Linked DNA regions of Mus musculus: region 1 is linked to region 2. The links are chromatin loops, found by intact Hi-C in ENCODE. Cell type or tissue: left cerebral cortex. All regions are shown on one strand. Each heading gives the region's core, and the rest is flanking DNA. Links, peaks and the distances in the headings are about the cores only. Region 1 holds the start of Gramd1b (GRAM domain containing 1B). Region 2 holds the start of Gm35177 (a long non-coding RNA gene).

Region 1 (15,697 bases), core at 5,110-13,109, 100 kb after region 2:
GCACTTTGGTGAATGCAGTGTGGGACAGTATCTGCCTATTGGGCTGGTGGGTGACTGCATATTCTCACGGGTTACATATATAAGTGTGTACTCGGGAGATGTCTATCTCAAAGCTGTTAGTTAGGTTCTCTGCATAATAGACTAAGTCATTGCGAGTCTCCAGAAGTAGTGGACAGGTGTTGGGTGTCTTGTGTCAATAGGAAAGGAGAGCCTGTACTGCTGAGAATAAACAACAGTCTCTTGGTAATATGAGATCCATTCATTTAAAGTTGGAGGCCTAGATGTGGGGTTGGAGGTATGTGTGTGTGTGTGTGGGGGGGCATTCTGAACACCACCTGTTTGCAACCCCCTAACCTCCAATACAAAGAGATGAGGTCAGTTACCCAGCAAACTGAGGCATCATTAGAGTTAACAGGAGAGAGGGCGAATGGGGAAAGGGGAGAGAGCAAGTCTGAAAGGGAGTTGTAGGCACTCTTTGGCCGTTGATACCCTCCTCCATCAGCTGCTTTGGGAAACTGCCCCCTCCTCCAATTTGGCTTCTTTTGCCTCCTTGTAAAACAGCTGTTGCAACTGAACAGCTGCAGTCCGGAACTATCAGGGAACTATTTTCTTGCATAGTATGTGATTTTGCTGGCCTCTACCTTGATTTCTGAAGGTCTGATGCTGGCCTTGCTGTATCAGTCATTGTCATTCATGGGAGTCCTTGGATATGTTTTTGCAGTTCTGCCCCATTTTCATGATTGCAAGAAGAGGGTAGTAACTTGTGTTGCCTTAGTCCTAAGGTCTCTAGGAAGGTATAATGTGATGTATTAAAACCTTTCTGTAAGCTCTAAAGGTCACATGCCAATCAAGAGCATATTGGAAGGGTTCAGAGGAAGAGACTTTTGGCTCTTTCTGAGGAGCTTAGAGGGGACATCTGCTGGCAGCTGCAACTATCTGTGCTCCAAAGTAAACAGAGACAGCTGTGGTGGCGGGCAGTGAGGTTTTGATTTTCTTTTTGTTAGTTTGTATTTGTTCCCCCTCCCCTGTGTGTGTGTGTGTGTGTGTGTGTGTGTGTGTGTGTGTGTGTGTGAGCACACTAGTGCAAAAGAGAGAGACAGAGACAGAGACAGAGACAGAGACAGAGACAGAAACAGAGAGGCCTAGCTCAGGCTGCCCTCAGACTTGCTTTGTAAGTGAGGATAAACTTGAACTCCTAATTTTGACTGGGGATTTGATGAGTGAAAAGGTTAAAGCTTTAAGGAAAAAAAAAAAAAAACGAGGCTCCAGGCAGAAGTGAGCGAAGGAGAGGATCAGGCAGGGATGAGGGATGCTCCTGGAATCTGCATGTGAGAACCTTTTAGATTTGGTCCAGCCGAGGTTTTACCTTAGACCAGAGGAAATGTAAGCAGTAATTCTCCACCACTTCTGTGCCTGAAGCTTAGATTAAATATTAGAGGATTTTAGGTCCAGACTCGTGGGCGGGACACCTGTCTGAAGTGCACTGGAGGAAGAAGCTGGTGGTTCATCTTCATTTTGAGGCTATGAATTTAAATTGAGAAGGCCTATGGCAAGTGTGTGTGTGTGTGTGTGTGTGTGTGTGTGTGTGTGTGTGTGTGTGTGTTGTACCTTTTCTTTCTTCAAAGAATAACTGGTAATGCCCTGTTTTCCTTGAGCAAGAGAGACTCTGATCCCTTATATCAACAGCGCATCTAAGAGGCAGGTTCTCTGGGAAGCTGTCAGACCCTCCTGCAAAGCCCTCCTCCACGGAAAGGATCTAAGACAGTGAACAAACTATGTAGATCCCTGACCGACTCTGAAGTTAAGAGACACCGACCATCCTCCTGGTCCAAGCCGGAAGAGCTTTTCAGGTCTTTGCCAGGCCTGACACCTGATGACTAGAGCTTTCTCCTTTCTCTGCCACCGGGAGTTAAAATAGAGTGATAGTGAATCATGTGCAAGCCAGCAGCCGGATGTGAAGGGTCAGGAAAGGGACTGATACTCTGACATCGCTTAGGGTGAACCGGACCTTGGCCCTTCACCAGATGCACTTCCTTTTTATTCACAGCCTCAAGGAGGTTGCATAATGAATGGCAGGATGTCTTAGCTTCCCATGTGTCAATGCAGGACATGACAGACAGCTGTTACCTCAGATGTCTTATTGACCTGTAGGGGTATATGCTATTTTAAAGTGGATTTTTTTTTCTCTTTCTCTCTCTCTGACTAGCCCTGGCTGTTCTTGAGCTCCCTCTGTGGACCAGGCTGGCCTCGAACTCACGGGGATTTGCCTGCCTCTACCTCTTGAGTGCTAGAACTAAAGGTGTGTGCTACCACCACCACCAGGCCTGAAGTGGATTCTTATGACCTTTAGGGATGTGATTTTTATTCATCCAAAGGGAAACTGGACTAACAAATACCGGCAAAGAGAATGGGCCAGATTGTGGGCCATGTATTGGGGTCTTTGTTATTCCTTTCGGTCTCCCACTGAAGAGGCAAATTCCTTGTTTGGGGTGGGGGTCGTTGAGTGTTAAACTTGTACCCCAGCAAGCTCAGTCCAACACAGAATGTCTTCCTAAAGCAGATCACTTCTACATCCCACCTCTCAGGGTTCACCTGCCTCTAGCACACTGATATACTTGGCAGGACTAGTCCATATTTCTGTTCAGAGGTCTGAGGCCACAGTAAACGGTGTGACCCAACCCATTCCCCAGCAAGATGAAGCAGCATCACACAGTCTCAGGAATGTCCAAGGATGCACTTGACTCCCTGGAGTCTCTGAGGGTGGTGCACCGGCTAACTTCTCTCAGCCTCTTTGCCTTTCACTTATAATCGGGCTATAGTTTTGGCCAGGCCACACACCATGTATCCAGTATCTTTCCCTTAATGGTCCTGTGTGTCCTGTGTCTTTCCACCCTATCGTGTGTCTTTGTGTCCGTGTCTGGTGTCCTCAGCTTATTCTACAGAACTGTCTTTTCTTCCCAGCTTGCCATTTTGGAAGCAGCCTCCAGGAACTTTCCATTTTCCTTCTGATTATGTATGCCCTGTCTTCCTGGTCAGCACTCCAAACAACTCGGAGAACGCGCATTTCTTAGGAGAGAGATTTGGCTGAAAAGTCACCCAGTTTTCCTTCAACCCTGTATCTTGGGTGGTCTGCGAGGGAGGGCTAAATCCATTGATTCCCCTCCCCCAGGGGAAAAAAAAACAGGGAGTTTGCTAACCAGAGCTGCTTAGCCAATCGTTGCCTTGAGAAAGTTTGGATTGTGCTCCTATTTCATTAGGCTGATTGGAGCAGCCTTGACTCGGAGGTATAGTCCCTCCCCAAGGGATTCCGTGTACAGTTACAAGGCTGTCGCTGGCTGTCGCTGCCTGTGCGTGTCCTTTCAGGCTAGCAACCCACTCCCTCCTCAGCCCCCACCCCCCTCCACCTACTCCACCTTTTTTTGTTTTTATCTAGTGTCTCCCTTGCTCTCTCTCTCTCTCTCTCTCTCTTTCCTCTCCCTCCTACCACCGCCTCTTCTTCCAGTCCTCCACTCTCCTGCAGCGCCAAGCCGGCTCCCCAACGCAGTCGGCTGAACGCAAACCACTGAGAGTTTGCTGCGCAGTTCCCTGGGGTCCGGGGCCGCCGAGTCCCGCTAAGGCAAAGACACCGGCAGAGAGAGCAAGCGAGCAAGCGGGCGCAGCGGAAGACAAACACACGGGCACGCGAAGGGGAGCCCCAGGAGGGCAGCCGGGTGGCAAAGCTTGGCAGGCGACTGTCACTGCGTCCCGGGTCGCCTCTTCCCTCGTCGGACTGAGCGAGGAAGCGCGCTTCTTAAAGTTCTAGACCGCAGGAGGCGGCGTCCCCTTCAGTCCCCTCCTCGCGGCGCTCCAGGAAAAGGAACTTGATCTACTGGCAGGCTCGAGCCTCCCGCTGAACGTGAGAGGGGATAGTGCCACGGGCCCCAGGGTAGGGAGCCGAGAGAGGAAGCCTCGAGCCAGGCTGCAGGCGGAGGGCACGGAGCAGCGGCCAGGGACCCCGATGCCGGCGGCCAACATGATGGAGAACCTGCAGCTGCCCGCCCTGCAGGTGCCAGAACCTCAGGGCGCACCCGAGGGCAGCGCGGTGTGGTCCAGCTCGTCCACCCCCACGCTTCGCCGCCGGCGCTTTAAGATGCGCCGGATGAAGAACGTGCAGGAGCAGAGCCTGGAGGCGGGGTTGGTAGCCCCGGACCTACCCGGCGTCCTGGCCCCCGGCAAGGAGTTCCTGCAACTGCCGTCCATTGAGATTACGCCCTCCAGCGACGAGGACACCCCGTGGTCCAACTGCTCCACACCCAGTGCGTCCCCGCGCCGAAAACGCTTCCTGCTCCGCAAGTGGCTGAGGGTGAGGGAGCGGAAAGAATGCAGTGAAAGCAGGTAGGTTCCAGTTTCTCTCCAGCAGTCTTCCCCTGAACCTCTCGCCCCTCCCCAGGGCGGTCTAGGACCCTAGGGCATTCTGGTGGAAACTTCCGGGATCAAAGAAGGAGCTTATCGCGTCACCTTGGCGTCTTCAGGCACTGCCAGGGCACCAGGGCTACCACACAGCCTAGAACTAGGGACTTTACATTACTTGATGTGTTTGACATAGGTTCATGCTGCGTTTCATTTCTTGACCCTCACAGCAAAATGGCCAATACAGTGTTATCTTTTATTATCTCTTAAGCCCTTACTGTGCGCAGACTACTGTCTGTGGTGAGGGCTTCACCTGAGGATGGAATTTGGAGAAATTAGGTAGATAGTATTAGGCTATGATTCCATTGTACAGGTGGAGGTGTCGGGAGACTAGTGACAGAAGTTTAAGTGACGCCTCCACATGGACTTCCGAATCCCATTTCACTTTTTGTCATTTTCTTTTTCCTACACTACCCTGCTGGTACAGGTCCATGTTGCCTATGGAGAGGTGACGTATTCACATTTTCTACCACATCACGGACACATCTCACGATCGATCACCGTGCCAGCTTCAGTTTTGCTAGGGAGATGTTTGCTGTTCACATTCAAGAACTAGCATGAAGCTCACAGGGTAATGTGTGTGTGTGTTGCTTCAGGAAGTTGCCCATGGTGGCATGGAGTCCCCGCTACTCATGGATACCATGTCCCCTCTTCAATTTACTTCTGGACTCGGGGTATGACCATTAGCAGAGGTCTGTACTATTAGAGGGGGCGGGGTGTTGCTGTTATTGCTGCTGGTGGTAACTAATGGGAGTTCATTCACCCTATCATTTCACTTTCGTTCATTATCACTTATTGAGTGGGTCTCAAAAGCTCAAAAGTGACACCAGCAAGTGTGGGGATCTTGAGGGGGTCTCCAGGGTATGAAGGGGTGTGGAAGCTAAGCTTGATAGGACACTTTTAAAAAGTTTGCCTAGCATACAGGTGCCCCTAGCACTTCCAACATAAAATAAATAAATAAAGCTGTGTGGCACCTGCTTGTAGGCCTAGAACTCAGGAAGAAGAGGAGGAGGATCCTTGGGGTCTGAGATACATGGAGGTTACACGGAAAGGTTGACCTCTTAAAAACCCCAAACCTAAATGAAACCAAGCCAAGCCAAGCCAAATCCGAACCAACTAACCATATAACGGAAGCAGCTGAGACATGCGAGTTTCATTCACACGGAAGTGATGGAGCCATTGGAAGATTTACACTCTGTCATCTGTAGTCACTGTACAAGAAAAGGTAACCTTGGAGATGTAGGAAAAGGCCGAGGAGAGAGGGGCTCAAATGATGACAAATGAAGCTAGGAAAAAAAACAAAACAAAAGAAAACAGTGACATGAGCATGAGGTCAGGTGCATATGATGGACTTAGGGAACAACGTGGCCAGAATCAACAGAAACAAGCATGTGATGTGTCTTTGTGGAGGTACTGAGGGCCTGGGCTGGGGTAAGCAGGAGGTCTTTCCTGATTGCAATGGCTGCACATGTTCTCCCAGCTATGGACCTTGGGGGCAACAGGTTTTTCTCTTCAGGCACGCCACCCTGTTTCCCTTTTGACAGGGCAAGGGAAAGTGAGGACTGGTGGGGGCTAATCTCAAACTAAACTGTGACTCAGGTACTTTTCCCTCAAATGTGAGAGACCCTGAAAGAGGCACAAGTACAGACAACAACATGGAGATAGTCTTGCACTGCTGGGTAATGGAGGCTGGTGGAACCGAGGAAATGTAAGGAAAATGGTTCTGATCTTGAGAGTTGTTTAAAGGTATGGTAGGATAGTTTTTGTTGTTGTTGAAGTGGGGAGGATGGTATTGGAAAGAGGAAGTTTATTTTACCTCCTGAGTATGACTTAAGACAGTTCTTTTATGTGCTTGTTTATTGGGTTGGAAGAAAATGAGCATCTGCTCATCCTCTGGTATCCATGGAGGCTGGGCTCATCCTCTGGTATCCATGGAGACTGGAGGTTGGGTCCAGGTCGCTCTGAGGTCACCAAGTTGCTTATAGAAAGTGGCATATTATTTGCTCAACCCATACATATTTTCCCACAGATGTAATTTTTCATTTTTCTCTCTCTCTCTCTCCCTCTCTCCCTCTCTCTCTTTCTCTCTCTCTCTCTCTCTGTGTGTGTGTGTGTGTGTGTGTGTGTTTGTGAGTGTGAGTGTGTGAGTGTGTGGAGGTCAGAGGATAACCTTCAGGAATTGATTTTCTCCTCATACCATGCAGATTCCAGGACTTAAACTCAAGTCCTTTAGGCTCAGTAGCAAGTGTCTTTGTCCACTGATCGATCCATCTTGATGGCCCATGCTCTCATACACTTTAAATCCTCTCTAGGTAACTTCTAATACCTAGCATCATGCAAATGCTATCTGAAGATTGCTGTACAGTATTATTTAAAGAACAAGGATAAGGACATGAAGTCTGTTTTGTATGTGCATAGAGGTGCACGTCTGTAATTTGTGCACTAGGGAGGGCTGAAACAGGATGATTGGTAACATAGGGCCAGCCTGAACTAAAATAAACATCTAGTGGGAATCTAGTCTAAAATAAAGTCTAAACCTAGTCAGTATAGTTTTCCTGCGTTCTTTCTATCTGTAATCCATTGAATCTGGAGATACAGAACTTGGAGATACAGAAGGCCAACTGTGTATGTACAAAAGGGCAGACTGGTCTGGGAATGTAGGCGATCCTTGCCTATATAGTGAATTTGAGACCAGTCTTGGCTAATTGATGCTGTACCCTCTACACACAAAATAACCAATACAAAATCAGAGCCAAACTCAGACAAAACAACACGACCGTGGCCTATGCGCCCACCCTTGTCCATCCTGTGTTTTCACTGTCTGGTACCTGCCCTCTTGTGGTGACCCATAGATGTTCACTGAAGAAATGCCAGTAACGAGTAAGTCTATTTCCTCTTTCTGAAGTGAAATCCTCCTTATTCACAAGTCTGAGAAATTTTTAGGGGAGGGGGAGATAGCTCCAGAGCTGAGGTTTATAAGATAGATTTATTGAAATATGATTTAGCTGCCACACAACCTGCAATCTCCTGGGTTTGAAGCTCAGAGTCTACATCAGCAATAGAGGACTTGCAGACGTACTACGACCTGTAGGATAATTAATACCTGATATTTAATACCAGGATGAAAAGAAGTATTTAATCCAATTTTTGTAGTGATAGACGTGTACATGCATCCCCACAGTTAATTTTAAAACACCTTTTATCAGCGTGCGCAAACACACACACACACACACACACACACACACACAGAGAGAGAGAGAGAGAGAGAGAGAGAGACAGACAGACAGAGAGAGACAGACAGAGAGAGAGAGACAGAGACAGAGACAGAGACAGACACAGAGAGAGAGAGAGAGAGAGAGACTCTCACACAGCCATTCCCTTTAGTTAGCACCCATAAGCTCCATCAGCTTTAGGTATCCACTAATCTGCTTTTTAAAATAGAGAGCTGAATTTTAAAAGAATAAATATCTATTGAAGATGGAAGGGGATGACCATTGTACTGTTGTCTGTTTTGTTTGATATAACAAAATGCTCGAGACTAGATAATTTTATTCATTCATTCATTCATTCATTCATTCATTCACTTGTTTATTTAGGCAGAGTCTCATGTATCCAAGCTTGGCCTTGGACTATTGATCTTCTTGTCTCTACTCCCAAATGCTGAGATTACAAGTGTATGTCACATCTGGCTTCAGTTTCTTCCTATACAAAGTGGAATCAGCTCAGTGCGGAGCATGTGCAGGTTCTGAGCAGTGAATAACTTGATGGGACAAGCTCTTTGAATAAGTACTGTTACAAACCACCAACAACAATAAAACAGGAAGAAAAGAATTAATAACCGCACGTGTCCCCAAATCTCTTGGTCAGGAATGGTGGTGGTAAAGGTTTAAAAAAACACAAACTGAGAGGTTCAGGGTCTCCTGAATTCCGTGAGAAAATCGGGGATCAGGCAATGCCATGTCTCCCAGGATGTATCTTATGAAAGGAGAAAGACAGCTGACAAGTGACAAGTGAATTGGGCCATGCGAAACTGCAGCCTGTCTTTCTGGTGAACACAGAAGAATTTCTTTGCTTGTCTCCCTTGGACACAATCCTGACTATGATGGTCTAGATTACCTCTCACTCAGCCATCCTGCACCCTTTTCTATGGGACAACCTTACCCTTAGCATCTGCTCACAGGCTAGCAAGCTAGCTACTAGTTTTTGTTTAGCTCCACATCTGACCTTTAGTAATGGTTTGCACCAGTTCTGCCCAACCTGGTGTGTTAGCGTAACTCTAGGGGGCTGTGCTAACTGGATGGCGGTTTGCAGGTTTATATCTTTGCTGTTTATCTTGATTCTCCGTCTCTCTGACAGTTGGAGGAAGAGTTGCTTCAAATTTCAGGCAGTTTGCAGGGAGCAGGGTGAGCTTGTTCATCCAGACGTCTACTCAATCAGCCTCGATTTGGTTATTCTTTATATAGTTATCTATTCAGCCCTGCTCTGTGTGGTAGAGAAAAAAAACTCTCATCCCTCTTTAACACAAAGCAACAAATCCATGCAAAGGGACTGTGAATGGTTAACGACGTACAACGTGAGCAATCAACTCAGGATAGGGTTAAGAAGGGAAGACTTCTACCCGTCCCATAATTCCTTGAGGCTGGGAGTGAGTCTTATTTTGTGCCAAGTTTCCTGCTAAGTGTCTTAAATACATGATCATTGTTAATCCTCATGACAAACCCGTGGGGTAGGCTTCGTGGGGGGAAGAGGCTGCGGTAGGAGAGATTAACTTGTTCCTGGTCTAACAAGAGCAAGGCTAGGAGGTGAACTCTGTGCTTGTGCCAGTGCCGAGTTCTTTAGAGTTCTGTGCTACTGGCCTCACATGCTTGAGAAGGTGTAGGTGTGGAGGAGCTGCTTGTGCAAGATGGGTATTCACAAGACAGGGGAAGCTGCTGGGCCAGTTTGGGTGGGGAGGGTGGGGGTGGGAAGTACAGCTGCGTGTGGGTGACAATGATGGTTTAGGTGGACTCCCCCAGAAGAGGCAGCCTGCCTTTGCCTATAGATGTGGTTTCTAGATTAAAATAGTTTATGGAAACTGAGACGTGGAGATGGAGCCCCGTGGGCTGATTTACGCTGGCCTGGTTCCTCTGTGGGAGTTGGTATTTCTGGAGTTTCCATGTGGTTATGTGCTCAGCCAATCACAGGAAACCAGGATGGGTGTGGGGTAGAGTAACCGGTGATAAATCCCACCCCCATCTTGGTTAGTTCTTCCCAGATACTGTGTATCCCCCAGTTGCTAGGCTAGTCACTGATGGTTGCTTCTGGTGTGCTCAGTTTTCATTAAGGCGCCACAATGGCTAAGCTGCCAGTGGGGAATTTTCTTCCTGACCCTAGTGAGTAAGCTGCCAGCTCTGGAGCAGGTGTTCCGATGTCCACATGGTTGCTGGGCTGCCGTGTGTACAAAGAGCTTTAGGTAGACTGAGAGGCCTTTCTGGCACGGTCTTTCTGTCTTCTTAGGATCTCCCCCTTACAGACCAAAGATGTGTGTGACTTACCAGGCTGCCATGCATCTGGTGGGAAGGAGGACATAGGTTTTAATTATCTTGGGGGGCCCAACAACTTCAAAGATGGAGGGGGCTTCCCTCTCTCTGGGGAGAGAGTCAAAACCTCTCTCAGGAATACAGAATGAAAATCAAACCTGGCCTTTCCAGTGGGAGAAAGGAGACAGGATGCTGATGCTTTGAGCTGTTGGAAAGGGCCTGCCACCCCATGCTCCCAATAGCAGTCACATGTCACTTCTAGAGGCAGTATTGAGCTGGTGGTGTATCTCAATGGTAGAGGGCCTGTTTAGCAGGCATGTAGCTATAGGTTCAACCCCTACCCCCATACCTCATAAATAAATAAGTGAATAAATAAATAAAATAGTGGGGTAGTATTGATTTCAGATGTTTTCAATTGTGTTTCTAGATTTTTGAGTAAAGTTGAATAGTTTAAAAGTGCTAGAAAAATATGTCTGTGCATAGCTAAGGCTGTTGGTAGAAGACAGTGATTAAAAAAAAGACCTTGGGGTATTTCTCTGGAGGACCCCCCCCCCAAAGAGTTTTTGTTCTTAGTCATGGGGTGTGAAGCTTTCTCTGTTTCCTGTGCATTCTTTGACAGAGCCAAGACTCACATTGTTCACACCTGATCTGAAGATGAGATTTAAAAAAAAATGAGGTGACCTGACAAGCCATAGTGACTTATAAGCTGAGTTTCAGACCTGTGACCTGTGAAATCTTTGTCAGCCCCTAACTGACTCTGGCATCTCTAGAGCATTAGGCTCTTTTTAGGGCTTTATCCTGATAGCGCATTGCTCCAGTCAGGCCTATCCTCTCCTCTGCCTTGAGGTCTGACCACTGCTGTTTGCTGTTTTGCTCTTCCTGGTTAGTGAGTTTAGCCATGAAATGATGATGCAGAGAGAAGGAATGAGAAAGATAACAAGCTCTTTCCTCACTTTCTTTTTCAACCATGGTAAAAGAATTTGTCTGTGGGCCCAGTTTGGGTGTAGTATAATGAGGTACACAGGTCACTTCCATAGCGCCCTGATGATTGAATCCTGGTTGCTATGTCAGAAGGAAGGGCACAAAACAAGCCTTAGGTCTTCATCTCTTGCTATTTTGATACTCTGCTACCTTTGGATTCTGCTGGGTGTGAGCCCTTGAACCTTAAGAAATGTGAATAAAATGTGAGTGTTTACAGTAGCCTGCTGCAAGTAGTTTGCTACAGCAATGAAAAAAAAAAACTGAGTCAAACAGTGAGCATAGCAGGATTTGTCCCAATAAGGAGGAAAATGCAGCAAGACAGTAGATGGTTAGTCAAGTGACACTTTTTGTTTGTTTCAGACAGGGTCTCTTGTAGCCTAGGCTAGCCTTGAAAATACTATGTAGCAGAGGATGGTTATAGACTCCTGATGTCCCTGGAGTCACTTCCTGAGTGCTGGGATTACATCAGAAAGTACAAAGTATGCCTAGCTTCTCGCTCGCTCGCTCTATCTATCTATCTATCTATCTATCTATCTATCTATCTATCTATCTATCTATCTATCTATCTATCTATCTATCTTCAGATAGGGTCTTGTTTTATAGCCTCAACTATTTTATTCAGACTGTTCTCACACTCACAGGCCTCCTGCCCCAGTCTAGAAAATGCTATACAGATGTTTGTCACTATGTGCAGCTTAGTGACACCTTTTTAAACAGCTCTCCAAGGGTCTTCAAACTTGTTGTAAAAGAAGTCATTTTAAATACTATATAAAGTCAACCATCATAGACAGTCTAATAAAATAACTAACTAATTGTAAAATTTAGGGCAGTAGGAAGTAGGAAAATAGTTAATAATCTTGACCCTCAGTGCCATATTATTTCCTGGTATTCTTTTTTTCTTGTTCAGTTTTTCAATGGGGGTGGGGCTTTGGGGATTATGAATCCCCCTCTATAATAAATTCAGGTGTATCGAGGGGGCTCATGGTCTGTAAGACACTCACTGCTGATTCTGTGGGTTTTCAGACAGCCTTGACTGGAACCTGGGACAAAAGCTATGCATGCCTTGTATGATACTACAGGCCATCCCTTGAGTTTGCCTCAGGGTTTTCTTGTAACAGGACTGCAGCAGTTCAGAGCCAGTGGCACATCTCTCAAAGCCCGTTCAGTCAGGAGTAACTAGCTTGGTTAACTCAGCGCTGTCATGTGGAAGCATCTCCCAGTGGAGGCCACTCACATTTGCAGTTTTCTGCTTGACTTAACAGACTCCAAGGGCAGGAGTGGCCTCAGCAAGGTAAACCTTTGCCTTCTCAAGTTTCTGGCATGAGTGAACCGAGCACAGGTGTGACCCCTTCGTTTGAGCCTCTGTTAGGTGGCTGGTGCAGTATTGAATTAAGATCATCATATGGCCCCATGGTTTTCTCTCTGTGTCACTGTTACTTCTTCATCTGTGCCCAAAGGTTTTGTAGAAGGAGCTTTGGGTTCAGTCATCATGATGGTCCACACTTCTGGCTGTAGTGCCAGTCAAGAGGTTCTTCTCCTGTGTCCCCCATTTGTAGGAGGTGGGGTGACTAGGGGGCCATCTTGAACAATAGGCAACACAGCTGCATTAATTGTTGTTTAAGCCAGAGTTTCATGAATCTCGGGCTGGCTTTGAACTCATTATGTAGCTGAGAATAACTTTGAACTTCTGATCCTTTTGTCTTAATCTCCCTGGTGTGTCCCATTTTTCATGGTGCTGAGATTAGAACCCAGGGCCACCTAGATTGGAGACTACTGAGCTATATCCTCAGCCCTGGCTGAATTTACACCTCCCCCTCTGTGTGTGTGTGTGTGTGTGTGTGCTTCCTCCTCCTCCTTCCCTTCCTCCTCTTCCTCCCCTCCTCCTCCTCCTCCTCTTCTTCCTCCTCTCCTCCTCCTTCTCCTTTGTGACAGGGTCTATCTATCTTATAGTCCTAGGCCATCTTGGAACTCACTATGTAGATCAGGTTGGCTGGGACCTCTCAGAGATCTACCTTTCAAGAGCTGGTATTAAAGGTGTGCACTACCACACTCAGCTTTATCTGTATGACTTCTGTATCAGGTAGGGGGAAAAAACATTGAGATTGTGTGAGGAGAAAAGAAGAAAGATGAAAAGAAAAGTCGAGCTATGAGTGAGTAGTTCGGGGCTGTTGTGTGGTTGTCTGACCTGGGTTTAACTCCTAGCTCCAAAGACATCTGCTATGGTTTGACTGAGAGTGCCCAGCACTTATATATGAATCTTTATCCCCGAATTCATGTCAATGTTGTTGAGAGTTCCAACCCATAGGATGCAATTAGGAAAAAACATGTCACGAGGGTGGAGACTTCATGATGCCTGCCGCTGATGACTTTATAAGAAGAGAGACACCAAAGCTAGGCTGCTTACTGTCTCACCTTGTGGTGCCCCTTCCACCTGAAAGGAAGCATTAGGAAGACCTTCAGCAGTGTGTGCTGCCATGGTGCCTCTGTAGGCAAGACCCAAATCAAACTCTGGCCATCATAATTATCCAGGCTTGTGTATTCTGTTCTGGCACTAGAAAGCAAATTATCAAGCCAGCATTCCTCCCTGACTTTCTTTCTGAGGTCTGCCATAAAGGGACACAACCTACCTGGCGGGAATGTCCCCTTCGTTCCTCTGTTGTTGACTGTAAGCACAGATTCATGTTCTGTTTCTCTATAAACCCACTGCTCTGAAGATGATCTTCCCCTTCTAACTGTCGGGTATTATGGGCTGCTAGGTGTCTTTTCTGTTTTGAATAAATGGTGGTTGGTCTTCCAAATTGGAACAGGGTCTTCTGTTTCAGTTCTCTCGTGGCACCCTGGGCATTGGCATCTCCCAGCATTTATGTACTCCAGAGTCAAAAGCAGTGCCTATTCCTGATGAGACCCATTAGAAGCCCTCTATGGCTGCCGGCATTAACCAGCCTTACCAACTACATGCACTGTCTTTCTCCAGAGGCTGCTGCTACATAAACCATCTGCAATCTCTATCTCTGTTGTTGTTCCCAATATGGGCCCCAGAATAGGCTCAGTCCATCCCTGCCTTGTTGCAAGATCACCATGTCTACTTATTTCATGGATCCAGGTGGCAGCCATGGATGAACACACATAATACTTGTTGATTCTAGGCACCACCTGAACCTGGATGGGCTTCTTCTGATGCCATCAAAGTGCTCTACTTTAATAACCTTGCAAATTCCCACAGTGGTTTCCATAGGTTTGTGGCCTGTCTAAATCATCCTTTTCTTCATCAGGTTAAGTTCTATTGCCTTTTTACCTGACTGGGGGCCAGACCAATGACCTAAGCACAGGAGATAGATGCCACTGTTTAATTCTTTAACTATTGCAAGAAAGAAGACAAAAGAAAACCAAAACCAAAACCAAACAAAACAACAACAACAAAAACAGCATATAATTTGGCCTGTGCAGCTGCGTTGCTTTTTCTTCTTCCGTCTAGAGTGGCATCCTTCCAAACAGGATGTTTTGTGTTCTTCTTGGAACGGCCATGCAGAGTGGCAGCAGGCCTGTGTTGATGGGGTGAGAGCCATTTGTAGGGCACTGTCTGAGTGGTGATAGGCTTAGTAGGCTTTCTTGCAGTTCTAGAGTCTGTCGGGGTCGGGGGAGCGGCTCCCTGCTCATTTCTCCTTGTGGAGTCTTCAGGCAGCCTGATCTTGCCTAAGTCATTTGAGTTCTATAACCTCTGCAGTGTCCCATGGGTTCCTGCTCCCTTCCCATGGGCCTTTGCAACAGTCAAGTCTAGGAACAGCACAGAGATAACCTGGAGGCCATTTGTCCGTAGTCACACTCCTGTGTCACGTGGGCTTGGAGAGTCTGGATCCAATTCGTATTGCTCAAAGCACAGAGTCCCATGGCTTCTCTCTCATAGTATGAGGTGTGAGAAGCATTTCTCAGTCTTCACGAGGTCTATGTGTATAACGCACTCAAGTAGAACAGATCAACTACGTCACGTAAACCCTCTCTGGAGCATACCAATTCTCCTGCAGGGCTCTTTTTCTTAGCAAGGCAAATGTTTCCCAGACAGACAGAATTTGACACACCTTTTTTTTTTCCTCCTCTGTTCAGGAGACCTCTTTATACATCCTAACCTTTAAAATTCATTACCCCTTACAAGCTGATGTTCTCTTGTTCTGGTAACCCTCACTAGAGTTTCTTCAGTTGGATGCTACAGAGCATGGGGCTCCTCAATCGAAGAGTTACTTCCTAGCACTGCTGATGGTTTAACTCTTTATTAAACGAAAACTGTAAGGCTACTGGGGAGGTTGTTTAAGGGTCATCTTTGCCCATTAACCTGCCTGCCTGCTCCTGATATAATTGGTAATACTAGACCACTTTATCATGAAACATTTGGTTTCTTTCTCTCAGGGGCCATTCTTCTCCATTTCTGTCCACACTGTGCCATCATTGGAAGGGCCATTAGCTCAATCTCTGTCCTGGTCTAGATCGACCTCAGTATGGCTCTTATACCTGACTATGGCCCAAGGAAATCTCAGATTTTTAAAGTTTCCCCAAACTTTAAAAACTGTTCGGCTAAAACAGGAGACCAGTACAGAGCGCTGTCTTTGGCTTACCCAGCCTTTCAGAGTTCTGTGTTCACACCCTTGCTTCAACCTCATTAATGCCTATTTTATTCATTCCTTTTCCTCCTGTCCCTCTAAAGATTTACATCCTATTCAAAGGACTATTGGGGCTCTCTCCTCCTTTGTTCTTCT
Region 2 (15,697 bases), core at 3,729-11,728:
ATAGCAGAGGAAATGCCTATATAAAAGGTTTATAGAACACTCATTTACATACTGGATATGTATTCTTTACAATATAGAATAGTGAAAACTGTGCTAATAGAAAAGACAGATATGGTGACATTACAACATCTTTGACACTGAAGATAAATGCAGTGTGGCTTTTAACATGGATACAGCCCAACACTGGAAACTATAAGACCGTTAATGAGAAGGTTAATGGGACCCTGGCTATATATTGGAAGTGGTGGGACATCACTAAATTTACTCATAGAATAATGTACTAACTTGTGCCCAACCAGTTCGCCTCACAGTTTTATTCCTTCCTGCTCTGGTTTGGATCTGACTTGGCTGCATCTTCTAAGAGTTCATATATCGAAAGCTTGGTCCGAAATGTGGTGACGTTAAGAGGTGGTGGATCCCTTTAAGAGGTGGGTCTTGGTGAAATGCTGGGTTTGGAAGAGATGAAAGTAGTTCATATGAGACCCAGTACTAGGTCTCTTGAGGGAGTGCTTGTATCCCTCAGGGTTCTCTAGAAGAATAGGAGCAATAGGATGCATATAACCATAAGAAGGAACTTATTAGACTGGCTCACATGATCAGAGCCTGGCAAGTTCCATAATGGCCACTTTTTGGGCTGGAGAGTGGAGAAAACCAAGCTCCAAGAAGCTTGGAGCCCTGAAACAAAAGGGGCCAAGGATGCAGCTTGTTCTGGAGTTCTCTGCAGCAAGGCTGCCAGGGATCATGAGAGGGAGAAGAGGCTGGCATTTGACACCATCCCCTATGTGGTCTTAGCAGAGTTGGCATGGCACTGGTGCAGGTCATACTTAAACCTTCATGATTGGGAGCTGAATAAAATATGAGCTTCAACATGAACATTTTATTAAAACAATGGAGAGCAAACCAAATGTCCTCCTATCCTCACCAAGGCTGCATGTTAGAGGTTAGGTTTTACTCTGCGAATCTTGGGAAGACCCATGGATTCATGATATAGCAGAAGCCAAACTGGTTTACACTGCCGTGATTCAGTTTAAGTGTCTGCCTTGGCTGTATTTTGCAGTTCCAGCATCCTGCTTCACTTCATAAAACAAGAGTGTTCTGATGGAGTGAGCAGGAGAGCTTAGCCTCAGACACAGAAAAGATCTGAAAAAAGCAGAAAAGAACAAAAACCAGATTAGTCATTTCAAAGTCCCTTTCCATGGAAAGCAGGAATAGGGAAGACAAAACGATGAGAAATTAGCTTTTGTAAGGATTAAAGTTAATGAGGTCTCATTTGTTGCCTGCCTTGGGAATTTCTGCTGATATCTCTTTCTCTCTTGATTTCTCAGGAGCTCAGATAAGAACATAGACTAAGTTCAATGACAGAGAGTGATTGAATGGCTGATTTCAGTTTGGTTTTTGACCATCTTTTTTTTAGGACTTCATAAAAAGCTAACTCTGAAACAATGGCCTGAAATTTTCATTTAACATAGGTAGCTGTATATGCTCAGAACAAAAGTTTTATGGAGAGCAAAGACGCTCACTCAGAAAAGGTGTGGGGCCTATAAGTGTGAGGTGTGTACAGGAGTTTCCCTTATTGCCTATGGGGTAACAGGTCCCCAGACCTTAGCATAAGTGATGTCATGTTAGACCATTTCTACCTTAAAACCTACCATGTGGGTCCCAACACTTGTCAAAATGGGAGCAAAGACCTAATCCACTAAAGACCCGGCCTATCATTCCAGGATCCAGGAAAGTCCCTCAATGTATTAAACTTGCTTTTGGACTTTTGTAATTCTGCTTCTTGCTAAATGAACTGTGACAACCAGGATATGGTTTTGTCCATAAAAGAAAAAGAACTGTAAGGTTTGGGCTGGGTGATTTGGGAAAGTTCACCGTGTAGCCATTAGCCAGCAATAAAGACTTTTTTTTCCTCTGCTTTAAGACTGTCTCTGTGTATTCTCCAATGGAGTTAACATTGCAACAATAGAGCAGTGTTTAGATTAGCATTTGGAGAATCTGAGGACACTTGGGAGTCCTGTACTTTCTGAGAGACAGATGTAAACAGGATAATAGATATTCAATGAGGTAGCATTGCGGTCTGTGAGTGTTGGAAGGATGAGAGGGTCTTTCTAGAAGCCGGCAGAATTTTGAGGGATACCAGCACAGAGTGGAGGGTGGTGTGTATAAATCTAAGTTTGAGGAGTTCTTCTCACTTTTCTTCTTTTTCCTCTTCTTTTTTTTTTTTTTTTTTAATCAAGAGAAGCCTGAAAAAATGCAGAGGTTGGTCTTATCCAGGGTCAACTTAACCCAAGAAAGTTCCAGCAGCCCACATCGCAAGCCAATCACCAAGGACCAGGCAATCGGAGCCCTCATTGAACAGGTCTGAGTCATGTTCCCACAGGCTCAGCCTCATCCAACTTACACAGACACAAAGGAGATGCTTGCCAGGGAGAAAGTGGAATCTCTGCATTCAGAAGAAAAAAGTATGTATGCCAGGAATCCCAGAAGAGCAGGAAGCCTCACGACTCAGCTCCACACGCTGTAGTGGTTCCACCTTTGGGAAGTTACGTTACACCTTCTCTGCTTCTGCTCCTTCCCCTCGTTAAAAAAACCCAAAAGAAAGGCCAGTGAGCACGTGGGAGCCCGTAAGTCGGTATCTGAGAGAGACGGAAACACTGGACAGTACTACCTTCGAGGGGTGCTGAGGTGTGCTAACTGCTCTGAAGGAGCCCTCTGTTTATAGGGAAGTAGAAAATAGAGACCCACAACCAAGACACAACAGCTGTAAGGGTGACTTCTCAAGGTCTTCCCTCAGTGCAGGAGTGGTAAACTCCCATGCCTGACTCGCTGAGGAGGCTCACGAAGGTAAGGAAGCAGAATCACTTCTAGCCAAGGACTGGAGCTCACAGTCTCACTCAGCATGGCAGCCACACACTCTGCAGCAAATTGTTGGCCTCCAGGAAAGATGGTCCAGACATTTCCAACAGAAACTGGTAATCTGAAGTTTTATATCAACCCCTCCCCACTTCTTAAAAATGCTTTGGAAATTATTATTATTATTATTATTATTACTTACTTACTTGGTTTTTCAAGACAGGGTTTCTCTGTATAGCCCTGGCTGTCCTGGAACTCACTTTGTAGACCAGGCTGGCCTCGAACTCAGAAATCCGCCTGCCTCTGCCTCCCGAGTGCTAGGATTAAAGGCGTGTGCCACCACGCCCGGCTGGGAATTATTTTTTAATCAACTAATTTATTTATTGTGTGTATGTGTGTTCCCACATGAAGATCAAAGGACAACTTGCATGAGTCAGTTCCCTCTTACCACCATTTGGGTCTTGGGGATCAAACTCAGGTTGTCAGGCTTGGTGGCAGGCTCCTTACCCTACTAAGCTAACTTACCAGCCCGTGAATTCTTTCAAACCAAACACAAAACTACTGTGTGGACCAAGCAAAGCACATATACTGTCCATTTTCTCCCTGTGAGCTCATCCACCAGCCGGGGGCCTTGGATTCTGGACTCCTTCTTCTAAGAATTTGAGTCCAGAGGTCTTGTTGGCCCTCACTCGTAGATCTTATTTATTTCTCTATTATCCCTTCTTCACACTGAAACAAGGCTGTGGCTACTACAGGATGACGGCGCTTGGATCCCACCCAGCTGTGTGGACTTGGCCAATTTGCTTCAATCATTAGGAATCATTTGCTTCACCTCTGTAAACAAGGAGTGTGGAGCTAGATGGTTTATTAATTTCCCACCAGCACTATTATTTTATGACCTAGAATTTTAAGACTTCAAGCACTGGGCATAGACATACTTGCTTGTAATCTTAGTTCTAGGGAGACTGAGGCAGAGGATAGCAAGGTCAGGGTTAACCTGGTCTACGTAGTTAGGCTCTAGCTCAAAACCAAACTTTAAGAGACAAAGTAAATTCATTTCCGGCTGGGTGATCACGTTCTGTTTCAACTAAGAAATGGCCTTGAGGAAAGTATAATGCTTGTACTGGTAGAGATTGTGTAGAGAGCAGGAAAAACAGAAATGGAAAATTTTTAATATAATTATCATATTTTGAAAAATTACCATATTCTTGGCAGCATGCTAATTTTCTTATACATATTATTCCCTCCAGTTCTCACAATTCTGAAATATAAAACCTTACCCTGATTTCACAGTAGAGAAATATTTATAGAAAGACTAAATTTCTTCTTGAACTCCACCCAATTTGTTTGTGACAGAATCGCGATGCCAACCTAGACATCCCACTTCCAAAGCCCAGACTCTCACCGTGCTGTGGAGGAAACAGTCTGAGGAAGAGAGCGAGCGGGGGCAGCAGCCAACTCCTTTGTAATTGTTACATTTGTCAGTGCATTTTCCACTCCTTGGGTGTTGTGCTAGGCAATATGAAAAACAACAACAACAAAATGAACACAAAGGGGCTTGACCTTGGGGAGATAATCTACTGGAAAAAAAACCAAACATATTTAAAAATCACCATAGCCGATTGCTTCCCAGGAGATATACAAGAGCCAGTGTGCCCTTTGAGATGTGGTTGTAACATCTCAGCAAGAGGTGGAGCTTGCCCTTCCCCTGGACTCTAGGTTTGTCTCATGACTTGTTTTGGTCAACAGATTGTAGTAGAAGTGGTATTACTCGACTTTTGGGTCTGACCCTTTAAGAGGTTTGCGGTCATTTGTTTCCTTTTGTGGCAGGGGCTCATGTAGCCAGGCTGCTCCTGTACTCCCTGTGAATTAAAGCTGAGAATTGCCTTGAGATCCATGTATTTTCTGCCTCCATCTTCCAAGTAAGGTATCGTCTCTTTATTATTTTTTTTCCTCGCTCTTAGAAGCCAGACACATCAACACAAACAGTCTGTTTGGGAGACTTAGCCAGACTCAAGCTAGTCTCACCATTTCAGATAGGGCATCAGATATAAACAGATAATTTTGGGTCCTCTTGCTCCAGACCATTTGCCCCTATCAACCCCACGAACACAGGAAACAAACTGTCCCTGCAGATGCCTGCCTCAATTGCAGATGCTTTAGCCTCTAAGAATGTATGTTTTTGTTTTAAATCTCCACACCTTGTGTCAGGTGTGATTACTAGGCCTTGTAAGTATATATATAGTCTTTCAAAAGACAAGAGTTGGGCACCTCGAAGGAGAGGATGGCTGAGGATGAGTGAGAGGAGTAGATATAGAAACCAGGGGTTGGGCCAAGCTTCAAAGACTCCCCTTCATTAACTATCCTGGAAGGAATTCCATTTGCTGGAAGCAAGACCCCACCCTCACACAGCGTGCAGAAGCCTCACTTGCTCTTATCTTGGTTTCTTTTCTTTCTTTCTTTCTTTCTTTCTTTCTTTCTTTCTTTCTTTCTTTCTTTCTTTCTTTCTTTCTTTCTTTCTTTCTTTCTTTCTTTCTCTCTCTCTCTCTCTCTCTCTCTCTCTCTCTCTCTTTCTTTCTTTCTTTCTTTCTTTTTTTCTTTCTTTCTATTTAGGTATTCTCTTCATTTACATTTCAAATGCTATCCCAAAAGTCCCCCTTACCCTCCTCCACCCAGTACCTACTTGCTACTCTGGTTCTCATTGTTTCCTTCACTTCTCTATGGGTCTGAGTACGCAGGGATAAGGAACATTGAGCCTTGAGTCATTCAGGCACTGAGTTTGTATTCCAGTGATGCCTGACTCATTTATTGACCTTGAACCTCAGGGACTGCTAAGCATGAGTATTTCCAGCTAGTAAACAAATGGCCGTTTCCTACAGGGCTGCTGATGCTCATTCGCTCCACATAGAAATTACACCTTGTTGGGCTCAATAAATGCTAGGTCCCATGCTTTAGATCTTGCAACTAGAGGCGATGTTTTTTCCTCTTCTTTGTATCCCTAAATCTGAGTTAAATATTGACCATGAGCATCCAATAACTGAGTGTAGTTGGATTTTCCAAATCCACCTTTGCCTGTGGAGTTATTTGAAGGAGTAATTTCTGATGCCCCTACCTTTTTTTGTTCACTAAAACAAAAATATTTCCAGGGAAGGTGGATTCTGAGTTAGTTTTTGACAGCCAAAATATACAAGAAAGTCTAAGTTGTACAAAGTTCAGAATCAGGCAGAATTGCTCTGCTATGTAGACTGGCAGCAAAACGTAAGCAGTGATTTTGTACAGAAGGTTATAAATGCTTAATCAAGAGTCTCAGGCTCGTGATCCTATTGCCTGCTCTAGGAAGCTGCTGATATTTCACATGGAAGAATGAAATCATAAACTCTGAACTTTTATGATTTTTACTGGTGATAGTGGAAGTGTCTAAAGAAGGGGAAAGATTTGAGGTAGAAGAAAGAATATGAGACATTTGTCATAATTTTGGTAGGAGAGGGGAAAAGCTGGGTGAGGACAGGTTACTCAGACTACAAAGAAACCAAATGTGGGAGACACAGTAGAGTAGAAGAGGCAGGACTTCCTGATGCTGGGAATGACATGGAGAAAAGACCCAAAGATAACATCTTGGGCTGAGAAGATGTGCCACGGATTGGAGCATAAGGGTAAGATTTGGAGTCTTTAGGATAAGGGGCCTTTTTGTTTGTCATTGAGTTCACCTTTTAAATTCTACCTTTTTTGCGTTCTGCAGTTTCCCGAGTGCAGAAGAAAGATGATTACAATGGTAACTGGTTCTGCAGAATGTCCCCCCACAGGATCTGAATCCAGAGAAACCACAGCATTGAGGGTGTTGAACAGTCACTGCAAAACGAGCTCCCTCTCCTCAAAGCATCAGGAGAAGAGAGAACCCAAAAACGGCCTCCAAGCTTAATTGGGGGCGGCTGCTTTCAGGGGGTGATGAGGGATTGCTGTGCTGCTGACTTCCCAAAGTGACTCAGAGCTCTCTGCATAATCAAATTCCCCTGAGGACTTGGACACGTTCTTCGCTGACAACCCACTTCTTCCTCCACCTCCTCTCTCTCCTTCCACAAATCTAGATCAGGCCCAGGGATCTAGGGCACTCTTTGATTTTTAAGAATGACATCTTCACTTCTTTCTTTACATTTCTGTTCTGCTTCCATCACCTGTCTAATCCCACCCTAGGCCACTCGATCAACCAACCAACTTCTCATAAGCATTTCCATTATTCATCCAACAACTATTTTTAAAGTGTCTTCTATGTGCCAGATACACTGGCGGTGTGCAAGTAAATAAAGTGATTTTTCAATGATGACATGTGTTTTCCTAGGAGCTGACTACTCAAGTTCACATATATTATAAAGAATAACACAGGACAAATGATAAATATTTTTGTGGTTAGGAAATAAAATGATGCTCTATCAGCTTCTGAGGACTAAAAATGTCCAGGAAAATGGATATTTCAGGCTCCATTATCATAGAAGGCAAAGAAGTCAAACCATACTGTAGGGGGTGGGGTGGGGGGTGGGGAAAGCATCTTCAATAAATGCTGCTGGTTGTCTGCATGTAGAAGAATGCATATTGATCCATACTTACAACCTTGCACAAAGCCCAAGTTCAGGTGAATCAAGAACGGCAACATAAAACACTGAATACAATAGATACACTTAATATAACAGAAGAGAAAGTGGGAAACAACCTCGAACACATCAGCACAGGGGAAATTTTCTTGAACAGAACACCAATGACTCAGGCTCTCAGATCAACAATTGACAAATGAAACCTCGTGTAACTGAAAAGCTTCTGTACGGAAAAGGACACTGTCAATAGGACAAAATGGCAATCCACAGATTGTGGAAAGATCTTTACCTACCCTACATTCAACAGAGGGCTAATATCTAAAAAATATAAAGAACTCAAGAAGTTAGACTCCAAAAATCCCAAATAACCCAATTAAAAATCGGGGTACAGAGTTAACCAGAGAATTCTCAGCAGAGGAATCTCCAATGGCCAAGAAGCACGTAAAGAAACGTTCACTATCCTTAGTCATTAAGGAAATGCAAGTCAAAACCACCCTGAGATTCCACCCACACCAACCAGAATGGCTAAGATCAAGCACAGCACATGCTGGTGAGGAGGTGGAGAAAGGAGAGCACTCCTCGGTGCTTGTGACTTACACAGAGCTGATGGTGAATGGACATGGCGTGTCTGAGAAATACAGCTAAAACCAGGCAATTCAAGAGATGGGTGTGTGTTTGAGTGGAACACAGAATGAAGTTGAATGAGTTTATTAGGAAAAGATGAGGAAAAGTCTTTATAAGCAAATCAGACTAACTTAGATGTGAGTCTGTAAGGAGGAGGAAGATAGTGAGACCATGTGTTGGGAAGGACCCCGAGAGCATATACTGTGGTGGACCCTGTTGAGAACAGTACAGAGTTGGATCTCAAATGTGGGGCACCATTGTTCCCTTCTTCTTAACCCTTCTCAGAGTATCTCTGGAGCATGGTTTGCCCTCTGTGATGGACTTTGGGAAGACAAAAATCTAGTGTGTTCAGCAGAGCAGCTGAGGCAATAAGGAGTTACATCAAACTCATGGGTAGAAGATGAGAGACTTGAGGACTGATGGGCAAAACCTAATAGCTGAAGTATTTAGGAGGCCCAAGTTGGTAGAGCTGGTGCCAACCATTTCAGGAGAACCATTTGACTTCCTTATGAGTCAGAATCATCTTTAGGATACAGTGAACTGTCTATTTTCTAGCATAAGTCTTGTGAAAATGACACACATACTAGCTGGGCCACTGGAGTCACTACAGTTTGAAACATTTCAAATGTGAATTTCTCGATTCTATGTTCCCAAGCCACTGAGAGGGGGAGAACCATACCGGGTGTTTATGTTCACTGTTTCACAATACAAGCCTTGACCTGGGACCCACAGTGTTTATCTGAGACGTAATTTATATCTGGAAGACAACCTCTGCTTCTCTGTCATCGTGTGCCACCAAAATGCAAGGTACTGGCTCAGTTCACAGGGTGGATGAGATGAGCAGACATCATAATGAAAGGGAGAATCCAGTTAGCAAAGTGTGTTTTGTTCATTTTGTTCTGTTTTTGGACAGAGAGCACATTTTTTTTTATCACCAAGGGGGAGTACATGAGAGAAGGCAGGAAGAAAGGAAATTTATAATGTGGTTCTAAGTGGTTTTATCACATATTTGATTAGCTCTCTGGGGGAAAGATAAAAGCTTAATCGGATCATTTAAAAAGGCGTACACACAGAAAGAAGCCTTGCTTAACTAATAATTACAAAGTGTATCTGAGATGGAAAGTTTCTCTTTGCCTTGAGTGGGGTGATAAGTACTATTATTATGGGGAAACTCAGGTTATTACGGCGTCCATGATGGCAACATGACTATGATTTGCAAATGACTCCTTGTTTTCAGCCACTACATTCTTGGGAGTTCAGTTCACTAAGCGTGTACTCTCCCCACACAGCCATTCTATTCGCACACCAGCCTTTACATAAGCGCAGCAAGGGACTCACAGTGGTGAGCCGAACACACACTCTCATTATCCCTTGTTTCGTAATTCCCCATAGCTGAACTTAAACTTCATCCCCAAAGTTCATCATGTATGTTTTAATCACTAAATCCAGCAGGGTTTTTTTTTTCTGCACCATTTTATTTTTTCTGTCTGTCTGGAACATTTCACAGCACTATTTTGTTGAAATTTTATGGTTTTTAATTCAGCTTTTTGGATTTCTACATCCTCTCCCTCCTTCTTTGTTTTTTTGCACAACCATCTTTTATATATTCTTAGCAATTTCATACCTGTAAACAATGCATCTTTAAGGGGGGGCTCTGCGAAGATTGTGGCCAGCAGAGTAATGACCCTTGAGAAGCAAGGAAGCAGTTCAATGTTCAACATGACTAAGCAACCCATGTTGGTTCAAACTTCAGGAGTCTGACCCTCAGTAATTTATTTTAGGAATATTTAAGCACAGCACAATTGGATAAAAACTTTCCTGGTGATAATTTACTCAATTACATGTGCACAATAAAAACATCATTAAATCTTGAGGAACAAAGTAAGCTAATATAAACAAATAAAGCTCAGATGTGACTACATCTGACCTCTTTGCAAGGTACATGCGTCACCTTCCATAAAGATGAGTTCCATAGATTGACTGAGTCAGACAAGCTTATGTAAGGGTCTGGGGGAGAACTCAGAGTGACCTCTGGCCACACAGATAGCACAAAAGTCGCCAAGCTAGAATGCATGTTCACCCCCACCCTTCTGGTTAGGTAACAGGTTATGTATTCCTTCCCTTGCAAGAACATCTCAGTGTGCTAACATTCTCGTGTGCTTATCTGTGAGTATAAGGACCTCTTCCTTATACTCACAGATGCTTCCTACATGCACCCTACATACCTTGATCATATGCATCCTATCTCCTCTTACTCCTTGCAAAAGCCCCAATTCCTCCCTCCTACTTCTGCAGCTACCCCAATATACCCTTCTCCCAGCTTCTTGTCCTCTTGTTTTTGTTGCTGTTAATAACCCATTGAATCCAATTAGTGATGCCTATCAGAATGCTGATTGGTCTTGTTGGGTTGATCTTGTACAGGTAAACATAGCTACAGTAATTTCATGGGGGTTGTCATGCCGCCTGTGGTGGTTTGAATGAGGATGGTCTCATAGGCTTATTATATGTTTGAATGCCTGTTACCCAGTTGGTAGAACTATTTGGAAGGATTAGAGGTGTGGCCTTGTTGCAGGGGTGGTACTGGGACTGGACTTTGAGGTTTCAAGAACCTATGCCATTCCCAGTTAGCTCTCTGCCTCATGTTTGTGGATAAAGATGTAAAGTCTCAGGTCAAATCTTCAGAGCCGTGTCTGCCCACATGCTACCGTGCTTCTTGACATGATGGTCGTGGATGCACCCTTTGAAACTGTCAGCCCCAGATTAATTCTTTCTTCTATGAGTTGCCTTGGTCATGGTGTCCCTTCACAGCAATAGAAAAGTAACAAAGACACCATAGCTGAGAGACAGCATTTCTGAGCCATATTCCTCACCCTGACTCTTCCATGTTGTCCCCTGGGTCTTTGGGGTGGATGTAGATGAACCATTTAGACCTGAGTACTCAATAGACACTTATTCTCAGCACTTTGACCAGTGATGATTCCACCTCAACTGCTGAGGACTACAGAGAGCAGTTTCTCTGGTCAAGTTGTGGGCAGCACAAATCTATGGCTGTAAACATTTAGAACTCCACTTTGACAACATATCTTGCAGCAAAACAATAGCATGTTCCTCCCTAGGGCCCAGTCTTGGGTTTTTAACCAGCATTACAGTACCAGGCCTGAATCTCTTCCCATGGAACAGGCCTTAAACCCAATCGAAACACCGTTGGTTATCCCTATACTGTCTTGCCACTATTGCCCAGTGGCTACACCCTACTTGGTATATCAGCATTGCAGTATTCTGAGTTGGCTGCAGTGGTACTACTGATGCCCTTTCTCTTCTAGCAGCCTATGTAGCAACTTCTAGCGCTAGTAAAGCTCTCTCCTCTTCTGCCTCTCCTTTTAATTCCCTAATGATTCCTCTTCTCTGTACATTATAGAGACGAGTTTCCATTCTCCGTTCTTTGTCCATTTTTTTTCTCCCCCTCACTACGTACAACGTTAACTAACACCTAAATGTAGATGATTCCTTGGAGAAAAGAATATCCACTTTATTTATTTCTGGAACCTTTACACCCAAACACATGTCTTACATATGGCCAGAGACAACAGTTTGGATGACCTCCCAGGCCCATGTGCACAGCTCTAATTGATGTTCTTTCAGATCTCCAACTCTCATTGCTCATTTCGACCAGAATCTTTGCAACCTCCAGATCTCTAACATCGATTTAATCATCTTTAATAAGTTCACTTGTCAGAGAGCTGCGCTCTTGTAATTACCTTCCAGCCGGGAGAGAAATCACTTGTCTCCCTTCTCTGACTTCCTTATTTCTCTTATACCCAAAGATTTAAATCCATTCTGGACTCTTGGCCCTCCAGCTAGTGTCCTAGTTCTACAGATTTTCCTCCAATGCCTTTGCCTTCCTTTAAAATCCTTTCTACTGTTTATTGCCCTCCTTCAGCACTCATTCCTACTAGCTAGAATTACAATTATTCTTCTAAAAGATATTCTCCCTAGGAAGAGAATTAAATGAAGACCAACTTCTGTTTCCATGACTTGCTTGTTATACAGGTTGATTGTTTAATTGTCCTGAAACAATACCTTTACCATACATTGTCTTAGTTTCTTTTCTATCTTTTGATAAAACACCATGTCCACACAAATTAAAGAAGGAAGAGTTTCTTTGGGGTTTCTTGTTTTTGAGGGTAGAGGTCATTATCATTGTGTTGGGAAGCAGGCGGGCATGCTGCTGGAAGAGCCGCTAAGTGTTACATCTTGATCCATAAACAGGAAACAGAAAGAACTAACTTGAAATGGCATCAGTCTTGTGAAACCTCAAAGCCAACCTCCAACAAGGCTGCAGATCCTAGTCCTTCCCAAACCGTTACACCTACTGTGGACCAGTGTTCTAACATATGAACCGATGGAGGCCATTCTCATTCAAACCACCACATACATCAATCCAAGTTCTCAAGTTTTTAAATATTTTATGATGATAAGAATATAACATAGCAACAACAACAACGTTACCAAATATACTCCAAATACCTTGACTAGTCTTCTGAGCTGCAATATTAGGCTTGTTCAAGTGTGCTTCCATTGTCCGTTTGAGTGTTTAGTGTTTATATATATATATGTGTGTGTGTGTGTGTGTATTGCTGTGATTATATTCCATTACTTTCCAGTATCCTTCTTCTTTTCCCTCTGAACCACTTTTCCCACCTAGTCTCCCAATGTCTATACCATTAGAGAAAATGATACCCCTCTTCAACCATTAACAGCCATTAGCTTATTAGGAAGGGATGGGGCCTCAAAGGTATCTCTATGGCTTCCACAATGCTTATACCTACATAAACATCCTATATTGTATAATTATGGATGCATTTACTACAAACGCTGATGGACTGCCTTTTATTTCATTCATCTTTGAAGCTCTGTTAATTACATATAATGGCCCTGATAGCTAAGAGATAGATGCCTGAGGATTAGGAGTACAGCTCAGTGGGAGGACAGTGGTCCAGCATGGACAAGTCCTTGGGTTCCATTCTTAGAAATATACAGACACAAAGACACACAGACACAGACACACACACACAGATACAGACACAGATACACACAAACACACAGAGGCAGAAAGAGACAGAGAGACAGAAAGACAATGAGAGAGCGCTGATAAGCATTGATATATAAAGAGTGAATAAGGAAAGCAAAGTTTATAGACTGTAGACTTTATCCACTTGACATTGTTTTGTTAGGAGTGGAGTGGGTGGGAAGGAAAGGGTTTATTTGGCTTATACTTCCACATTACTGTTCATCATAGAAGGGAGTTAGGGCAGGAATTTAAACAGGGCAGGAGCTAACGCAGAGGCCATACCAGAGCTCTACATACCCACTTATTCTATGAGAAAAAAACATGACTAACAACATAAAAACCCCTGAAGTTTCTGTGCCGTTTTCTCAGTTTGTAAAGGATTTCATTTGACATTTCCTTAGAAGAACCCTGCAAAGCTGGTCTGTGATAGTCCATATTGTGTAGATGGTTAGACTGATGTTTGTCTTTGCAACAATTCAACAACGAGGAAGCATCAGAATAAAGGTTGAACAATTAAAAAAATAAGTGTCAGGGTCGGAATACAATATTTTGATAGCCCAAACATTCCAGAGACAATGGAGCCCGGAGTGGATTCTCGAGAGACTGTCTTCAGGCCTACCTGAAGCACACCGAGTGGCACAGTGAAGAGTACTTAGACTAAAACAGCAAATTGCTGGGCTGTACTCTTATCTGCTACCAAAAATGTTGAGTCATTGGGACATTTATTTAACTTTCCTTGGGGCTCAAAGGATTTTTCAAGGTGACCTTCAAGGTTCCTTCCTGCTTTAAAACCCTTTAACCAGAGGCGGCTCCGGGATCCGTGGTTTAGAGGAGCAAAATGTATTTCAGGCGTTTCTGTTACAGACACAAGTTGAAGATCACAAGTGCAGTTCTGGGAAAGGAAGACACACTAGGAAAGGAGGGCAGCAAATAATTCTCACCCTACGGACAACACTGTCTGTTGCTTTGTGTCCAAACCTGGCTCTAGACCTTTGTGGGAAATGGAAGGAAGTTCCGTTCCCTTAATTATGAAGCAAACGCTGGTTGACTCCTCTCTTCCTCTACTCCCTTCAGAAACATGGAAGAAATTGATTTGGTAACACTGATCAAAGCAGATGCGTACTTCCCCACCCCGGGGTTCAGAGAGGAAACCAGAGGAAAGTGGACTTTGAAATCTGCTTCCAGACTACCCTACATTGCATTTTAATTTCATTTGTAAGGATTTCACCTTTTGCCTTTGCTGGGCTGATTGGATAAAATTAAATTACATCTGGAGGCTCTGTGTGACAGAGCCATCTTAATCACTCGTTTGTAGATCTCTCAAGGCCATGGGCTGTCTGTCCTCCGGTAACTTCCAAGATTGCCTCCTACTGTGACAGAGTCTGAGTTCGGGTGTCTCTGATGTATAAATAGACGGAGGGCTTTCTTAATAGCAGGCTTTCTAGTCTGCCTGCCAGACTGTTGCTGAACTGTGCACACGTGTACAACGGGGACCAGTGTAATCACTCCAGTTTCAGCTGTCCATTCATATCAGAAAGTTGATCATGAAGAACTTGGAACATAACAGGTCCCAACAAAACTTCGCTGACCCGGCTGACCCAGTTGAGCCTGCTTCCTGATGCAAACTTCCCTCCCACGGGCCCTTGAACGAGCATGGAGCTTCTGATCAAATACTGACAATGGACATGGGAGGTACCAACCTGCTTGTCTTCCATGCGCCCATAGTTGCCACCCCGCTCCTGTTGCCTTCAGGTTTGGAATCAGCAGCAGCTAGAGCAGCTCCTGTCAGCAAACCTATGGCTCTAACTGACAGCTGCTGTTTATAGCTTGTCTGGGCTCCCTTCTGCCTTCTGTCTGTAACTATGGGCTGGGATTCTTTGCAGGCCTGATTCTGGTTCTTGATCTTGTACTTAGCATTTGCAAGACCGAGAGTCAAAATAGAGGCTTCCATACTATCTACCTCCATATTAAAAAAATGATAGATTGAGAAAAAAAACTATTTAAAACACATCACTACTTTCTGAATGTCCAAAATGGAAAAGGTATACAAAGCCATGGTCTTATATCATTCAAAGTTAGCCAAGTATCCAATACACTAGAATTTATATACCTGTGTTAAAGAACCTACACTATCCAGTCAAATGTGCAGATTCTAAATCACTATTTGTTCTATCAAAATGCTTTTATTTTTCATTCTTAGCATGATCAAAATTATGTCATAGATAATTTTTCACATAATTTGTGTTTTATTGGAAATTACCTAAAGCAAAAATCAGCAAAATTTGTTCTTAAAAGACAAGATAGAAGTATTGTATCCTCTCAAATGGTCTCTTTCCCAAGTACTCCTCTCTGCTTTTGCCCTAAAGCAGCTGTATAGAATAGAGAAATCCATGAGTAAGGTTATGTGCCTGTTTTGCCCTTCATTATGAAAACAGGCAGCCAGCTGTAGGCTGCAGTTTGCATAGTTTGCTAACTCTCATCCAAAGAATAAAATAAAATGTGGTTGTAATATAAGAATATATAAAGCTTGAATGTATATTCATAAAATATAAATAGTACATAT

Evidence for each region. Peaks named below come from ENCODE experiments on the same cell type or tissue, not always from the same donor. Only the 100,000 strongest peaks of a DNase experiment are listed, where the experiment ranks them.
Region 1: a loop joins it to region 2, with 7 times the contacts of the local background. A loop is called at or near these places in 2 of 42 quality-filtered maps.

Annotation. Positions count from the first base shown.
Region 1 is chr9:40,443,971-40,459,667 of GRCm38, reverse strand. Gramd1b (GRAM domain containing 1B) reads left to right here and starts at 3,904. Exons shown (of 20, transcript NM_172768.2): 1 at 3,904-4,374. The coding sequence starts at 3,998. In left cerebral cortex, for the core only: a CTCF peak has its summit at 7,301 (motif pointing left); a DNase peak (open chromatin) is centred at 9,574; H3K27ac peaks cover 404 bases.
Region 2 is chr9:40,546,565-40,562,261 of GRCm38, reverse strand. It overlaps Gm35177 (a long non-coding RNA gene), which reads right to left and starts at 14,937. Exons shown (of 3, transcript XR_001779340.2): 1 at 14,835-14,937; 2 at 4,259-4,365; 3 at 2,407-2,571. It overlaps Gm48277 (a long non-coding RNA gene), which reads left to right and starts at 4,476. Exons shown (of 2, transcript XR_003948096.1): 1 at 4,476-4,780; 2 at 6,593-7,171. In left cerebral cortex, for the core only: no CTCF peak of the experiment used is centred there; DNase peaks (open chromatin) are centred at 4,249, 6,839, 8,724 and 9,361; H3K27ac peaks cover 294 bases.